2 separate regions of the Homo sapiens genome follow, and region 2 is linked to region 1. A link is an interaction called in ENCODE POLR2A ChIA-PET data of the cell type or tissue named here. Cell type or tissue: PC-9. All regions are shown on one strand. Links, peaks and the distances in the headings refer to the core of each region. The heading gives the core; the rest is flanking DNA.

What was found. Peaks named below come from ENCODE experiments on the same cell type or tissue, not always from the same donor. Only the 100,000 strongest peaks of a DNase experiment are listed, where the experiment ranks them.
Region 2: POLR2A ChIA-PET joins it to region 1 with 15 read pairs; 21 of 35 experiments call an interaction of 5 or more read pairs at or near these places.

Annotation. Positions count from the first base shown.
Region 1 is chr11:62,598,029-62,600,929 of GRCh38, forward strand. It overlaps MTA2 (metastasis associated 1 family member 2), which reads right to left. Exons shown (of 18, transcript NM_004739.4): 2 at 2,594-2,661; 3 at 2,138-2,231; 4 at 494-611; 5 at 299-362; 6 at 1-113. Among named protein-coding and RNA genes, the nearest start is that of MTA2, 2.4 kb to the right of the region's middle. RefSeq lists enhancers at 975-1,114, 2,708-2,901, 2,853-2,901. In PC-9, for the core only: no CTCF peak of the experiment used is centred there; a DNase peak (open chromatin) is centred at 1,273; H3K4me3 peaks cover 1,665 bases; H3K27ac peaks cover 181 bases.
Region 2 is chr11:62,790,675-62,793,575 of GRCh38, forward strand. TMEM223 (transmembrane protein 223) reads right to left here and starts at 1,332. Exons shown (of 2, transcript NM_001080501.3): 1 at 1,005-1,332; 2 at 1-241. The coding sequence starts at 1,320. It overlaps NXF1 (nuclear RNA export factor 1), which reads right to left. Exons shown (of 21, transcript NM_006362.5): 20 at 1,967-2,027; 21 at 1,456-1,840. The coding sequence ends at 1,802. MIR6514 (microRNA 6514) reads right to left here and starts at 2,097; the gene lies at 2,028-2,097. RefSeq lists an enhancer at 732-1,241 and a silencer at 1,312-1,461. In PC-9, for the core only: CTCF peaks have their summits at 1,416 and 1,616; a DNase peak (open chromatin) is centred at 1,357; H3K4me3 peaks cover 2,182 bases; H3K27ac peaks cover 1,747 bases.

The DNA of each region.
Region 1 (2,901 bases), core at 158-2,657:
ACTAGGCGATCTGGGATCTCAGCTTGGTATTTGCAACCAACTCTAATCTCGCCCTGATCAGCGAGAAGTGTCTTCTGCACGGGGTCAAACACCAGTGAGTAAAAAAAGCAGTCCTGGAATTGGGGAGAGACAAGGTAAGCAAGGCAGCAATCCACATAGGCGGCGGGGAGGGAGGTGTATCTGAGTTTCCATGACCGGCAGTCTGGCAACCCTGTACCTCATCATTGTGCTCCTTTCCCCCTCTCTTTTGCGGGCAATACCCATTCCCCTCGCTCTTCTCTCAACATCTCTTTCTCACCTCCTTTTCCAGGTACTGGCTCAAGATATCTGTCTCATTCAAGAGGGTCACACTGCATTTCCCCCTATAGGAGAGAGATTGGAAAACCCCGGTGAGCCCCACTCTCCCTCCCCACAGCATCTCTCAATACCACCTCCTTCTCTCCATCTTCTACGTAAGTGCACGCAGGCTATGCTGGCCCCAGTTGTCCTGTACCGTATGTGGGTGGCTGGTAATGATTCAAATTGCCGAGAAAGAAAAAGTTCCCGGTGCTTCAGTTGATGGCGCTGCTGCTCAGACACCCCTGGCTGCTTTGATTCCTCTTCAAACTCCCCTGGGAGATTAAAGAGGAAGAAACCAAGTCAGAAATGGATCCAGCAAAACACCACCCTGGAAACTCTAACTCAGGGAAAATATTTCCTATCTTGGCTGTTTTTTTCTCACATTTCCCAGGCGTCTGCCTTCTATACCCTTATCCCACCAGCTTTCCTTCTTAGCTCTATGCCCCATCATAGATGCTCCCAACTCTATCAGTAATGCTTTTAGAGAAGAACTGCTGAGAGTACGAAGAATGCTCTAGAAATACATCGCTACCCAGCTGCCAGTACTCAGACACCAAAGTCCACAACGGGCCAGCAAGAACATCACACTTGTCTCTTGCTTGCTAAACCAGCCTGAGGTCCAGGAACTCAAGATGAAAAAATATCACACAAGACTGTGTTTACCAGTTCTTTTCAATTTCAGGAGACTCTTTGCTCTAAAACATCACATGCAGCCCTAACTATCCCTCATTTTCTACTTGGCTAATAATAGTTCCTGGGGTTTCCAAGGACAACACCTCTCAAGCCAGTGCCAACACCTTCCTCCCCAAGGAGCTGCAGCTTGCCCTGAAACCTAGCGGAAGGGGTTAACCTGGCTAGGCGCCAACCAAAGTGGGAGGGAGCAGAAGAACCTCAGCCCCAGGCTCATTGGTGTATTGTTCCCAACCTCAGGGAGAAGGGGGGGGTTGTGCAGTAGGCTCCACCCCTCGCTTGTGTGCTCCGGAAACCCTGTGCTGAGGCAAGGGGGACCACACCCCCAACACCCCTTCTGATTGGACAAGGCCAAGGTCAGCCCCTGCCAGATGGGGCTGGAAACCCTAAAGGGCCAAGGAACTTGGTAAGCTGGGCTCCTCTTTAACCCCTTCTCACCCAGAGCAGTCTGAAAAAGGAAAATAATTTAGAAAGGTGGAACAAAAGGAAGGAAAAAGAAAACCAAAGCAGGAAAGGAAAAAGAAGCTAAGGAAAATATGTTTTTTAAAAAAAGAAGATGAGACCTTAAAGAGAATGAAGATAGGGCAAAATGAAAAGGGAAAGATGTAAAATGGAGGGGGGCGGGCGGGGAAATGGGCGAGGTGAGAAATTAAAAAGCGCAAGAAAACTTCCAGCCATCTTCTAACTTCCAGGTACTCTCATCACCTTGTGATTACAAAATAAGCCTGCTTCTCTGTTACGCAGGCTTCTCAGTACAATGTCTTCCTCTTCACGTTGACCTTCAGTCATCACCTACTGTCTCAATGTACCCCAAACTGCCCCCCTTTAGAAAACCATTGTTTCTCTAAAGCTCGTCCTCATACTCTAAATGTTATCATCTCTCTCTTACTCTCATATACAAACCATATTATCGCTTTCCTTATCACAATCTCTCCACCCTGCTTCCAACCCCAACATGTAAAAACAGGCCTCCCTCCTCAGGCCAGGCATTTCCCACCCCCAAACTCACACCTCTGCCTTGGGCATGCTACCAGGGGAAATACCTGCAGGGACATGCCCAGGCCTCAGATCATGGGTAGGAGAAAAAGAAAGGGAGGAAGATACTCACTGGCATTACTATCAGCCAGGCTGTTGAGGCTACTAGAAATGTCCCTGCGCCGGAAAAGACAGACAACCTTTGCCTCCACATTTCCATTTGCAGTCTAAGGGGAGGAAAAAAACAAAAACAAAACAACGTAGCAGTGGAAATTGATCATCTGGGAACAGAAATGCACAAAGAGACAAATAACAGTAAGTTTCAGAGGGACCTAAATTAAAAAGCCCAAGAAAATATGAGTAAAGACTTACATTCAAGGATAGACTTCCAAATCCCTTTCCTTTGCCCCCAAGAGACAGAATAGTAAAGTTCCTGCTAACCTCTCAATAGCCTTTCCTGAATACATCCAATGAATGAATGAACGAATATGAATGGGTACTTAGTATAGGATCCTCTCTTCCACCAGAAGTTAGAAACCTCAGAAGAGACCACTGCGGGAGGGAGGGAGAGGGATTCTGCTCCACTCACCTTGTTGAGCTCCTCAATCCGTCTAACCAGGTAAGGATTGCTGGAAGAGTTCTCAAAATAGACGTAATCTGTAAGGGAAGGGAGGGGGGAGAACCACGAAGATCAGAGGAGATGGGAGACGCAGAGCACCAGGGTAGGAGAGAAAGTTGGCCTGAGTGGATCAAAAGGAGATAAGGATTCAGGTAGAAAGGGCGCTGAGATGTGAAAGTGGACAGACTAAGAGAAAATAAGGATGTCCCCCATCCCCACCGCACCTAGTTCTAAAATTAGATCCTTTACTCAAAAGAGAGCCTTAAGGAACAGGCAAG
Region 2 (2,901 bases), core at 132-2,631, 190 kb after region 1:
AAGTGTCCAGTTTTGTCCAAGAGGAAATAGAAGCGTCGGCCTTTGACTTTCAGAGGTAGCATGGCAGGGACTTCACCCCGGTGGGCCATGCAAGATACCTGCTTCAAAGGAACTGTGAAATGGGCCCCCAAGCCAAAGGGGGCATGAGTGGTGAGGGTCACCTGCTGCCCTCCAGCTCGAAGCACCACTGAGCGCACAGACCGGAGAGAGAAGAGAAGACCAGCACCGAGTACGAGGGCTCCTGCAGGCAGGGCAGAGATTGGGGTGAGGGGTTTTCACTGGGCATCTAAGTACCGACCTTTCCAGTGCCCTCTGAATAAGAAATTTGTGGGATGAAAGTAGTATTTACTGAGCGCTTTTTTTTTTGAGACTGAGTCTCACTCTGCCGGCCAGGCTGGAGTGCAGTACTGAGCTCCTGTTATACCCAGTAATCTTGTTATTCCTCCCAACAACCTTAATAGATGTCCGTTTCCATTTTAATGGGAAGATGGAGAGCTTTAAGGACCTTGCTCAAGGTCGCAGAGTGAAGGGCAGCCCTCAGCCTAGGCTATGACAGGGCACGGCGCTCGGAGACATCACTGTTTCCCAATTTTTTTTTTTGAGAGGGGAGTCTCGCTCGGTCGCTTAGGCTGGAGTGCAGTGGCGTCATCTCGGCTCACTGCAACCTCCGCCTCCCAGGTTCAATTGATTCTCCTGCCTCAGCCTCCCGAGTAGCTGGGACTACAGGCGCTTGCTACCACGCCCAGCTAATTTTTTGTATTTTTAGTAGACACAGGGTTTGACGGTGTTAGCCAGGATGGTCTGGATGTCCTGACCTAGTGATCCGCCCGCCTCCGGCCTCCCAGCATTTGAGCCGCCGCGCCCGGCCAGTGTTTCACATTTCTGTGGGGTAAAGCCCGCCCGCCACTCTCGGATAGGGAGTCCCTGACTCTCCCTGCCTGTATAGGGAAGGTCGTGTCCCGCCACCCCACGTTGTCACAGTGGGAAGCCAGCCCACGTCTTACCGATGGCGCCGCAGCCGACGGCCAGACCGTAGCGCCAGAGCGCGGAGCGCAGGTCGAAGGGGCCACGATTTGGGACCTCCGCATCCAGAGGCTGCACCGGAACCGGGGGCCGGGACACGGCTGCCACAGCCATGGAAGCCCAGAAGACGCCCTGGCCCGCGCAGAACAGCCCGAGGATGGTGAAGAAGCGGCCCCGATCATGCTCAAAGAGCAGCACATCCCGTTGCAGCGTCGTGCCTTGCAGGGGCCGGCAGGTGAGCAGGGGCCGCAGCACGGCTAGCAGCCCCGTGGGCCATCGCCTCCAAGGCGCCGCCATGGCCAGCCGACTTCCGGGGTGGGGCTTCCTGCCGCAGAGCCGCCTTCCGCCCTCCCTGGGCGCCCCCGCTAGAGGGCCCGCCCCCCTCGCTCAGGGCTGGGAGGAGACAACCAATCCAGCACGCAGAACACGAAATACAACATCACTCTTTATATTAAAAAGTGCAGAACACGAAATACAACATCACTCTTTATATTAAAAAGTAAGGAGGTCCTGGGGTTAAGTACACAAAGCACCTAAGTCCTTCGGGTAGTTTAGTGTCAGTTCTACAAAGTAAGCTTTGGCTTCCTGGCACCAGTGAGGCTCAATCTTCTGAAGTCTTCCAGAAGGCAGGCGAGGAGAGGGATCAGGCAGCCCTCCCTCCCTCGGTCACAGTCACGGGGCGGCCTCGGGCCAGACAGGAGGAGATGACAGACGACAACCAGACGGTAATATCCAAGGACTATTTACAGGGGGGACTGCTTCTGAGGCATGACTACGATCACTTCATGAATGCCACTTCTGGGATCTCGCCCTTGGCCTGGAGAAAAATGAAGGTCAGTAGAGGTAGGCCTACCCTCGCCACTCAGCAACCCCACTCAGCTAACCTGACCTCCTGGAGGCCCAGAGATCCTAGTCTTTTTGCCACTGTATTTCCAGACCTTACCTTGAGATGAGTGAAGGCCTGGGCAGATCTGGTGTAGTCCCAGTTGTTGTCCTGAAGGCACCTGGAGTGGAAGAACAGGCAGCTCTGTAAGAACTCTGACTCGTAAATGCCAGCTGAAAGTCCACTCCATAAAAGCACCCAAGTTTGCCAACAAATATGTACATTCTTATACATCCTTGCACTATTTATACAAATGAGACATTAGTAAAAGTCCAGATGTTCTACCAATGGCTTCTCAAAGATAAGGAATATTAAATAGCTGTCAAGAAGCTCAAGATAGTTTTTACAGTGGTAGGGAAAGATGTTCATGGTGTAAGTAAAGAAACTAAGTTGCAGAACAGTATATGAAAAGGAACTTCCATTTTACCTTTAAAGTTTTTTATGTTAATTTATACACAGGCAAATTTTTTATAGACTATCAGGTTTGTGTTTTTCTGTTTGCTTTTTTTTTTTTTTTGAGACCGAGTCTTGCTCTGTCACCAGGCTGGAGTGCAGTGGCGTGATCTCGGCTCACTGCAACCTCCGCCTTCCAGGTTCAAGCAATTCTCCTGCCTCAGCCTCCCGAGTAGTTGGGACTACAGGCGTGGAACGCCAAGCCCCGCTAATTTTTGTATTTTTAGTAGAGACGAGATTTCACCATGTTGTCCAGGATGGTCTTGATCTCTTGACCTCGTGATCTGGCCGCCTCAGCCTCCCAAAGTGCTGGGATTACAGGTGTGAGCCACCTCTCCCAGCCAACTATTAGGTTTTTTTAAGCAGCCAAAAGTTTTGCCTTTTAAAATTTCAGGAGCCCAGGCACAGTAACTCACACCTATAACCGCAGCACTTTGGGAGGCCTAGGTGGGCAACATGGTGAAACCCCATCTCTGCAAAGAAATACAAAAAAATTAGCCAGGTGCTGTGGCCTATGCCTGTAGTCCCAGCTACTCAGGTGG